Linked DNA regions of Homo sapiens: region 1 is linked to region 2. A link is a contact called in ENCODE Hi-C or POLR2A ChIA-PET data. All regions are on one chromosome and are shown on one strand. The core of a region is the stretch at or near the end of the contact, and the rest is flanking DNA. Distances in the headings are between cores, read along the strand shown. Region 1 overlaps DIRC3 (disrupted in renal carcinoma 3). Region 2 has its middle 120 kb from the start of DIRC3-AS1.

Evidence for each region. Hi-C counts contacts between places; a loop is a spot of excess contacts on that map. ChIA-PET counts read pairs that join two places held with the same protein, here RNA polymerase II (POLR2A). Pooled maps may share reads with other maps.
Region 1: a loop to region 2 is called in a map of dorsolateral prefrontal cortex, with 2.1 times the contacts of the local background. The contact joins two enhancer-like sites. A Hi-C loop is called at or near these places in 2 of 168 maps with a recorded cell type or tissue (PC-3 and dorsolateral prefrontal cortex), 2 of 37 single-sample maps with no recorded cell type and 3 of 50 pooled maps. POLR2A ChIA-PET finds 5 or more read pairs at or near these places in 2 of 52 experiments (MCF 10A and PC-9).

What each region holds. Positions count from the first base shown.
Region 1 is chr2:217,431,463-217,436,735 of GRCh38, forward strand. It overlaps DIRC3 (disrupted in renal carcinoma 3), which reads right to left. Exons shown (of 13, transcript NR_186301.1): 4 at 2,486-2,654; 5 at 1,461-1,559. Among named protein-coding and RNA genes, the nearest start is that of DIRC3-AS1, 150 kb to the left of the region's middle. Within about 2 kb of position 2,794, at least 14 of the 41 ENCODE cell types and tissues checked have a DNase peak (open chromatin) inside an H3K27ac peak, as active enhancers do.
Region 2 is chr2:217,160,861-217,166,306 of GRCh38, forward strand. No RefSeq gene overlaps it. Among named protein-coding and RNA genes, the nearest start is that of DIRC3-AS1, 120 kb to the right of the region's middle. RefSeq lists an enhancer at 586-880. Within about 2 kb of position 1,856, at least 4 of the 41 ENCODE cell types and tissues checked have a DNase peak (open chromatin) inside an H3K27ac peak, as active enhancers do.

The DNA of each region.
Region 1 (5,273 bases), core at 1,544-4,043, 270 kb after region 2:
GAAGGGTCCCAGGGCCCATGAAGAGGGGCCAGACCCACACAGATCCCTACAGTAACTTAGGAGCTGGCACAAGGCAGTGAATTTAAGGGCAGTTGGTCCTTCACTCTAGGTATGTCCCTTTATGGTTTGGCAGCCAGGTATATGCCAGCTTTTCAGGGGCAGGCATTGAAAGCTGCTGTGGGAAGCACAGCTGGCAGACCCTCCAGATTCTCGAAATTTCACCACTGTCCCTGGTATGTTGGCTAGGCCTGCCTCAGTCCTTTCCCTCTTACTGACTCTCAAGAAAGGGATGCCAACCCGTCTGCTTTGTCTGGGAGACTTCCGCTGTTTCTGAGAAATACTGGCTATTGAGAATACCTTCCGGTCTCTGGTCCTCCCCAGTTCAATCAGCCACAGACAGGGCACTTGTTTCCTCCTTGCACCTTAAGGGACAATCCACCCACCTGCCTCCTCACTCCTCGCTCGCAATGCTTACTCAGCCTAGGCTGGAGCCCACCTGAAATGGGGAGGGCCAGGACAACTCTCTTCAGAAGTAAGGGGTGTGGGCGACTTTGTAATGTCTGAGGCTTTGGGTTTCTGAAAATGTCACTGTGTTTTTGCTGAGTCATGGCCAGTTTTCCTGATCTCCATTTTTCCTCTTACTGCTTTTGCCCCTTTTGTCTGGTCCTCATTCCTTAGAACTCAGATATCACAAAATGTCTCCTGGGAATAGATGTACTGAGGCACTGCTACCCTCTTTCTCTCTCTCTCCCTATCTCTCTCTCTCTCACACACCCCCACAGATACACACACACACACACAGAGGAAACCTCATGAAATCTACAGGAAAAAGTATTAGTTTGGTGCAAAAGTAATTTGCGATTTTTGCCATTCCTTTCAATGGCAAAAAACACCATTACTTTTGCACCAACCTAATATTTGGCATTCAATTACTTCTCAAGCAACTGATTGCCTAATCTCTTTTCCTTTAAAAAAATTTATGTTCTACCTGTATAAAACAATATATAGTTTTGTTTTTTAAATTATTCAAGCTGGAAAGTACAAAAAAGTTTAAAAAATCACTCCAGTATTCCATCATTAAGACCACTCTTGTTACTTTTACGTAAGAATTGTTCCTGTGATCTCTCAATGTATACTGATAGGCATAACTTTCTAAAAATGAGATCTTACTGCTGTTTACTTTTTAAAATCAAAAGTATTAAGTTTGCCTGAATTTAGACTAAGAAAAAGATTATTAGGAACCTTTAAAAAATCCTAATATAAAAAATGTCACTTTAACACATGAAATATTCATTCCTAAAAGGATTCTTTTTGTTTGGGGTAGGGGGAGGAGTTGCAAAACTTTAAGATATGGGAACCACGACATTTTTTAACTCATTAGACCCTGGCTTTTAGGGCCATGGCTTGTATTTTACACTTGTTTAGAAGCTATGTTCTTCAAAAATAAAATTAGAACTCACCAGGTGTTTTAATTATTCTTTACACTCCTGCTTCAACACTTTTGCATCGTGCTTCCTATCTACGTAACACGAAGAATCCCCCTCCACTGGGACAACCATCTAGAAAGGGGGAAGAGAAGGAGAGGTTAAGGAAGAGACTGAGAGGATCAGATATCTAGAGAAAATCCATTTGAAGCAAGGTAGACTGGCTTTCTGCCTAATTCCCCCTTTCTCTTAGCAATAACAGTTTCATAATTAGCTTTAGCCAGATTTCTAGATAATTAATCCTCCCACCACAACCTGCCCTACACCATTGTGACTTGGAAAAAAAATTAACCCCATTTTAATGGTACTGATCTACTTACATATGTTCTTATAAAACTGCTTTAAAAATGCAGTATAAGTAAGTGTAATGCTTAGAAAGCTGTGGGGCATGTCTCAGTATCAAAGCATTACTGAATTCAAAACAGCATGGGTATACCGGTATTCCAACCTGTACTCACATCTCTTCTAACATTTTAGGATGTGCCATAGCATATGTCAAGGTTGCTTATTAAACTTTCAATCTTCTCCTGTTCTTTGGCATCCCAAACTCCCTGACCCCTCATACTTCCTACCCCAGGAGAACTTGCCCTTCCATCCACAGCATTTTATCCCGCCATCTTGGTCCCTCAATCTTCCCCCCTCCTTTTCTCCCCTTCCAGTGTGCTCCTCAGTAGTCATGAGCCTGGGCGCTTGCAGCTCCCGCTCAGGAATGCGCTTGCCTTGCTTTCGTCCTTTCTCTTATCAGAGAGGAGTGGGGAAGAGAGAAGATGAGCAAATATGCCATAAGAGGGGAAAGGCAGGGTCTGTCACCTCCACTTTGCTGATGATTGATGTCATGTTGCACTGGCTTTGTGGCTGGGCCCTTGTGAAAGGTGTGAATAGTGGTGGGGTGGGGGACAGATTGTTTGAAACCATCTCTCTCCGGTTGGTTTTGTTGGTTTCTCTACTCCTAGAAGCAGAGGAAAAAGAGGGGGAAGTTAAATATGTGGTGATGGTACTACCTTTTAATCAGTGTCTCCAAATATCCTTCAGAGCAGATTTTCTCAGCATCGGCCAGCATGAAACGAGGGTCTTTTTAAAGATCATTTTCTTTCTTGGATCAAAGTTTCTTTGTTTGTGATTCTGAGTTCCGTTCCTGTGTGTCTCTGTGGTAGGGCCTTGAATAGAGGACTAGAAGGAGAAGAATAAGAAGAAAAGTGTATATCAGGTGCTTTTAAAAAAATCAATTCAAACGAAAATTGCAGAAGGGTGCCTGGACAGCTAGGCTGACAGTGACCAGAGCTGGAGAGAGAGGCTCTGCCTGGTAACAGAGCTCTGATTGGCCAGACCTGTGCAAGGACTAGGCCTATAGGGACGGCTCTGAGCTGTGCTTCTGCAGGCAGCTGAACTTGGCAGGCACAAGCAAGCCCTGCAAAGACACGCTCAAAACAATCCAGAGTACAGACAGCTGCTGGCGTGAAGAAGCTGTGAGTACTGACAGCACTTGGGGTTGTGAGCCTGCCACTTAACTCTACAGCCTACTGCCTCTGCCTCTTGTGGTTAGATTTCTGTCTTCCAGATGATTAACTCTTTGAGACATGGTCTTACCAACAGTGGTAACACAGGCAGGGAGTGTCTTTGAAAAACAACTGGCCAGGGAGTCAGGGGTCTAGGTCTATACCAGGCATTAAATACTGTATGTATTAGCATGAACAGGGGTGTCTGCTTGACACTGTGGTACAAGCTCCACACCACCAATCCCTCATACAGCCCAAGAAGATAGAAACAGTTACGATCCCATTTTCCAGAGAAGAGAACAGAATCAGGCCCTGCACACACAGTCTGCAACTATTTGGGGGCACATGTGGACTCTCAACCATCTTCCGGTCGACAGCAGTTCAGTGTCAACTGGAAGACAGGCTGCTCTAAGGCAACGATGTCTTCTGGCCAATTTTGGGCTGAAATTGAAGTATTAGGTAGAGCCAATTGTTCCTATTATTAAAAATAAAACCCTGGGAGAAAAGATTGAAAAACGAATATTTTTTAGTGAGGAATTAATAGATATTTGTATTCACAAACTGAGTACTTAAATGCAGTTTAAAATGAAGGGACTGGCCAGTTGTGGTGGCTCATACCTGTAATCCCGGCACTCTGGGACACCAAGGCGGGAGGATCACCTGAGGCCAGAAGTTCAAGACCAGCCTGGCCAACATGGTGAAACCCCGTCTCTACTAAAAATACAAAAATTAGCCTGGCATGGTGACGTGTGCCTGTAGTCCCAGCAACTCAGGAGGTTGAGGCAGGAGAATTGCTTGAACCTGGGAGGCAGATGTTGCAGTGAGCTGAGATCATGCCACTGCACTCCAGCCTGGGCGACAGAGCGAGGCTCCATCTCAGGAAAAAAAAAAAAAAAAAAAAGGAAGGGATTGTATCTATATGCAAGAAAATATACAGTTCAAAAACATATTGTTTACTGGAAACAAATTGCAAAACAATTCATGCAGTGTATTATTCAGCCAAAATTTTACAACTACAAAGCAATACCATCTATTATCTGATATATAAAATCTGTAATGAGCTAATAAAAACATGGACCGGAATAGTATATATCAAATTACTGACAGTGGTCATCGCTGGAGAGAAAGAAGCAAGACTAGGATGGAGAGGAGGAACAAAATGGTTTTCAATTTTAACTGTGAGATATACTATCTGAAGCCTAAGTGACAAAAAGTGAACATTTTAAATATGAGCAGGGGATATGTGTATCATATTATTCTTCTGCTTTTTCTGAATTAGAAAAAAATAGGAGGGTCTTTCCCGGGGGCATCTTCATTGTGCCATCCTGCTCATGTGATGGGAAGAAATTCATCCCTGGCGTTATTGCTCCTAGGAACATCCTGTGGGAGATGAAAGTATGTGTGCTGTTTTGAAATTAAAAGCAAAGCAGGAAAAGTCAAGAGTCCTCTTTTTCAGAGAGAAAAACTTGCAGAACCTGTGGAGTTGTTACCCCCATACTGTTGACAATCCTCACTCTTCCCTTCCCTTCTCAGCCAGAAAGCAGCCTTTATTATTTATTATTTTTATTTTTTGTACAGGGCTCCCAGCCAGCCTCAAGGGTCTATGTATGCTAGTGTGATTGCTGTGTTTTTCTAACCACTTCAAAGGTCATGTTCACTTATCTGTGAAAACAAGTTCTCATTCCTTGCACCCTATTTGCCTTCATGTCTCAGGAAATAGGGACGGGCAAATCACTTGCCAGGTGGGAAGAAAATAAAGGAATGTTGTACACACACCCTACTCTGAAGACCAGAGCGGAAAGGGAACCTATCTGTGTATCCCAAGGGGGCTGTGAGCAGGAGAGAAAGACAGAAATACAGCAGAGAGATGTGACTTACATGTCCTAATCTCCCCACTCCCGAGGTGAACCCCAAGATCAGAAGGAGGCATAGTGAACATTTCCAACTAGATATGGAAGGAACCTGAGAATATTTGGAGGAGGAGACCAGCGACACTGTTTCCCAAACACAGCTTAGGGGAGACTGGGAGCATCTTGGAAGAGCCCCACACAGAGCCATGTTCAGCATGGCCTGAGTGAGGGCGGAAACTTTAGCGGTGGAGCAGGAAAGTGACCAGCTAGGCAAGCCTCCAGCAGCACTGCTTGCACTCCATGGCCTGCCCGGGCTGAACAGTGGACCTAAGAATTCATAAGTGCTCCAGAGAGGGACAAGGAGGGACTAAGAGGGCCCTGAGTTAAGAAAAAGACATCACATTGCCCCCAAATGCCACTGGGGACCAGTGGTGCAGAGTGAA
Region 2 (5,446 bases), core at 606-3,105:
CAGGTCAGGAGATCGAGACCATCCTAGCTAACATGGTGAAACCCCGTCTCTACTAAAAATACAAAAAATTAGTCAGGTGTGGTGGTACACGCCTGTAGTCTCAGCTACTCCTGAGGCTGAGGCAGGAGAATCTCTTGAACCCGGGAGGCAGAGGTCGCAGTGAGCCAAGATCATGCCACTGCACTTCAGCCTGGGCAACAGAGAGAGTCTTTGTCTCAAAAAAAAAAAAAAAAAAAAAAGAAGGAGGAAAAAAAAGAAAGTTGCTAATAGCTCAGTGCCTCTCCACTGGGAGGATATTTGAAGGCTGCTATCTTGATCTGATGCATACTGCAACTGTCTGTCATGCCTTTCCAAACTGGAATTGCATTTGCTTCCCCCTTTGTTGCAGGGAGGCGAATGGCAAAACCCAAAATAAGGAATCATGACAAACAGTATGTACACTTGCCTCTCAGTTTTTTTGGATAGACTTCTTATGCTTCATTTATTCTGGAGAAAAATATTATTAGTACAAGAGCTGGGAAGCGGAACTGGGTTGAGGAAGCTATAATAAAGGTCAATTGGAAGAGAAAATAAGGAAGTGGGGGTAAGGAAGCCATCAAAGTGCATCAGTCGCTAATAGATGATTCCGTACTTCCTTTCTTAGGAAAGATTGGGGCATGTGGAAAACTGCTTGTCCATTTGTGCACTGCAGAAAGGGAGGGGGAGGAGACCCAGACTCCCTAAAAGGGGAAAAAACATCAGGGGAGAAGTGAAGCAGGTGTTTCCTGCTGCCTGTGCCTCAGAGGAAAGCTTGAAGTCCTGGGAGGGGGTTTTCCACAGCGGCACAAATCAGGGGAAGCCATATTTTTCCAGCAGCCTAATTCAGAGGTCAGACACGTCAGCCATCACCTCTCATGTTCATCTCTCTTTCTCTTGCTCTCTCTCTCTCTCTCTCTCTCTCTCTCTTTCTCTCTGTCTCTTTTCTCTCTCTTTCTCTCTCTCCCCTCCTAGGCTCAAAGATCTGAAAAACTAGTAAAAAGTTTATACAGAGGTAGCGTATAGACAATTTCTTTCAGTTTCTCTCTACCCTCCTTTTTCAGGTTATCTGCTTTTTTTGTTTACTTGTCCATGTCAATCAATCTTTATTTTATTTTTCTCTTTGTACTTAATGGGAGTGTTCATATTAATGCCTAGCATGTGCCTTTCTTCATTTAAAATAAAAAGGAAAACAAAAGATAAAGTGAAATATCCAGCAGTATATTATCTTGAACTTGCACAATGTGACACTAAAAGGTACTGGGCCATTTAGCTCTGCTCCTCTACAGAATTAGTTATAAAACCAAGACATTTATGGAAAGCAATTTTTAATGATACATTGATATGTTAGCTATGTCTTTTAAAATTACTCTCTCTCTGTCACCCCTTCTCCTTTTTCTCTCCCTCTAACAGTAAAGTATCTAGGAAAATAACAGTAAAATTGGTGTGTGTATGTGTGTGCTCACATGCACATCATGTGAAAACATTTGAAAACAACTCAATGATTTAAAAATATATACTTGTCTATTTTAGATTAAGTCAGAGTAAAAAGAGAAAAAAGGGAAGCAGGAGGATGAAGGGAATGAGGAAAAGAGAAAACGAGAGGTAGAAAAGAGAGAGGAGAAAGGAAGGAGATGAGTTGGGGCACTCAAATACAAAGAGAAATCGCCATATATCATCCAGATGTTTTGTCTACAGCAGACCAAACATCAGGCTTTCGGGAAACATTTGGAAGACACAATGCTCCTTTCACTACACAGACAACTGTTGACAGTCCTATCGCCTCCTTCCCTGCGTGTATGTGTCTATCCCTTTCAAGCCTTTTTGTGGTCAAATTATAAAGGCCTGTTTAGTGGGTGGGGTGACGTCACACTGACCACAAAAGCTTATATTTCCTGCTACTAAATACACAGCCCCTGCTGACGAAGTGATCATTACAGAGAGAGCTTGTTCTGCCGAGGTCACCCCAAAGTGGGGATGAAGGCACTGGGGCGGGGGCTCGGTTGAGAGAGCAGAGCCATTATTCCCAAGTGTGTCTGCCTGCCTGCTGATCCTCATCTTGCTAGAACCAAAAGATGAAAATAGAAGTCTCTTTGTGCTTCCTCCAGGCCTTTGTCTCTAAGGATGCTGGGGCACACTGGGACACAACATGGTGGGAAAAAGGAAAAGACAAAAATTCAGGTCTTTGATTCCAGTTTCCTCATTTATAAGCTCAGTGATTTTACCTCTCCGGGTTGAATCCTGAAAATCTCCGTTTTACTAAAGAGAAAAGAACCTCATCCAGGGATCACACGGGAGCATGTATTTTAAAGTGACTGGTTTTAGTTTTGAGGGCAGCTGCTATCTTATAGTGATTTCTTTAGTGTTCCCACTTTCCTTGTGCTGATTACAAACGGTGGTTCTCTCTTCTGAGAGGAGAGAGTAAAGGGTAGGTTTTGTTTTTACGCATTTCTTTCTATTTTATTTATTTATTTTTGCAGAGGTCATGGGTGAACAATTTTTTTAATGAAGGAAAATAAATGAATTAACGTGGTGACTTGTCCAGTTAAGCCAAAGAAGCCACACCAAGTGTTAGAGGACCACAGAGGAACCAGAGAGGATCTGGGTAAGATCTCACAGGAAGAGTAGCATCTGGGTTGGGTGTAGTGCATAGGAGTTTGGCAGGCAGAGGGTTATGATCATAATTACCATCCCCAGGAACCCCTAAGTATCCCCTGGCATTAAACCAGAGTGGTCTGAGGCCTTATGTTGTAAGTCCTTGGCACTCCAAACCTCAGATGAAACAAAAATTGATGGATGTGCTTTTTGAATAGTTCACTCAATCAGGTTAATTTTGACGTTTAAAGAAGCAGAAAACCACTGCTCAGCCAAGATCCTGCAGAACTTTCCTATTCTCCATCCTAAGCCCTTGGTGAAGTAGAACTCAAATTCCCTACATTTTTCTTTCTTTTATTTTTCCCCCCTCTTGTGAGGGATGATTACAAGTAAGGCCTCAAACCCAAAAAGGACTTGGAAACAAGTCCACGTGGTATTCAGTGAAGGAAATCTTTTGCTTTTATCCATGTAATTTAGGTGGTCTGGACAGCCAGTCTGGATACTCTAACTGCTGGCAAGATTCTGAAGGCCAAGGTTGTGTAGGTTGGTTCTCTATATAAACCGAAGAATTGAAAAACTGCCCCGTTCCTTTGGGCCATGTGTGTCCACCAGGCACTTATTGTGTGTGCACTTTCTGCCAGGCCACTGGCTAACTTTAAGGGCCTCCAGTGGGCCTAACGCCATGTGCAGTTCACCTGATCTGAGGCTGTGGCGGGCTGGTGTGGCTCAGTTATTCCCCACAAGCTGCCATCCCCTGGCTTAGACATAAAGCCTTAGCTCCATTAATCATCCTTTTCCTGGAGCATACTAGATGAGCTCCTGGCTGGGAGTAGAACTATCATGTTCATTTCCTAATTTTAAAAAGTGTGTGTTTGCTAACAGCTGGAAGGCAGGCTAGAAAGGCAGCTTCAAAGTCCCACTGTGGGGAAAATAATGCTAAGAAGATCCTGGGGCACTTTCTCTTGAACTCACCTCCCCTGTAGCACTGGGGACTGTCCTAGAAGATGAAGTCTGTGCTGGGGGTAGTGAGGGAGGGCCCAAGGCTTGCAAAGAGGATGGACACTGTCAATTTGGGCTGGGCTTAGCCATTAAAAGTAGATCTCTGAAAACAGAACTGGGGGAGTGAAGATGGAAGTTATGCTGTTAAGCTAATGAAAGAGTCAAGAAATAGAGAATATGGAGAAATCAGTGGCCAGAGCCCAGAAAAATAACAATTATGTGAAAAAAAAATGTCATTTAAAAGGTAGAAGCCAAGGAACTTGATGAAAACCAAGTCAAATAGCCAAGATATCTTTAACAGACTCAACATAGCTGACACTGAGAAGAACCTAAAAACTGAGGCAATGTTATAAATAGATCAATTCCAGAAAAAGCAAGACTCCTGGGGAGAAGGGTTGGGATGGAATCAGAACCAAAAGGTGAGAGCTCTCATTGTTCCACGAGGGAAGGACAGAGTCTCAGAGCAATGGCTGGGTCAAACGTGACAAGGATAATGGAAGTAAAATGATCAAAGTTAGAAAGGTTCTGACATAGTACAATAACAGAGGCCATGCAATGTAAACATATATCAAAACATCACATTTCAAGCTGGGTGCAGTGGTGCACTCCTGTATTCCCAATTACTCAGGAGGCTGAAGCAGGAGGATTGCTTGAGCCCAGAAATGAAAGTTCAGCCTGGGCAACATAGTGAGATCCCATCGAGAGAGAGAGAGAGAATCACTTTATACCTCATGAATATATAATATATATTTTATTTTTAAAAAGAAAATTTAAAAACAAATGCAGGTCATGGATCCAGAACTCAGAATGTAGGTAAATTAATAAGAAACTAGAAAGAAAAGACCATCTTTCTTAATGATTTCAACTGGCTCTGTAGGAAACCACCCAGGTGTTCATTGTCTCCAAAGAGCTAAACCTTGCCTCAGAAAAATGACCTTCTCCTATCTTTCCTGCTGCAGCAAGAACCTCTGGTTTAACCAATTAGGTAAGTCATTTATATGACACTCAATCTGAATTATTCTGTCTGTCTGTCTGTCTATCAATTTCTCTATCTGTCTATCATCTTTAGGGAAAAAGTATATCCCATGCACAGTTATGATAACAAAGGAGTCATCTTCTATACAATATTAAACATAACTATTGAAAAGTTAAAAACTCAAGCCTTCAGTTTAGGGTTTGATTTTCATGATCCAAAGCAGCATTCTTGACTGATTGTTTTTCCTTGTGTTGATTCATATTTGTCTGAGTGAATTTGATTGGCTGTTTTGGAATTGCGTAAGATACTTCTTCATTGACCCAAATAATCTGTTTGTTGATTTTATTCAGACTAACATATAACTTAATTGACTAAATTTTTGCCTTTCTCAAATGGTGTGGTGATTACATAGACTCAATCTGTATTTTTGAGAAGTTTTTAAGTATGCTTTCATTAGCCTGAGACTAGTGTTCCTGAAACCTTGTAAAGTACGGAGCACTTCAGGAGCAGAGAGAATGAATACCTTGGGTGATGCCCAGTGTAAATCTCATGGTCTGGAGGGAATCTTGTGGCCAATATGAGCCTCGTCAGATGTCAGGCTTTCCAAAAGTAGAAGTGGAAGGCTCCTGTTTTTCTAACTCCTGCTGTTCCCCTGACTATCACTATGTTGTCCATATTGTTTTCAGAACTCACAGCTTAAAGAACCACCTTGCTTTTCTTAGAACTTTGGGGGTGGACCTTACTCCTTTTTACTTTTTTTTTTTTTCAAATTGCATGTGGATTCTACTGTATTTAGCATAACTCAAGCTTAGCATTTGAACATGTTTCATAGCCAATAGCTTTGCACATCCTCCATGATTG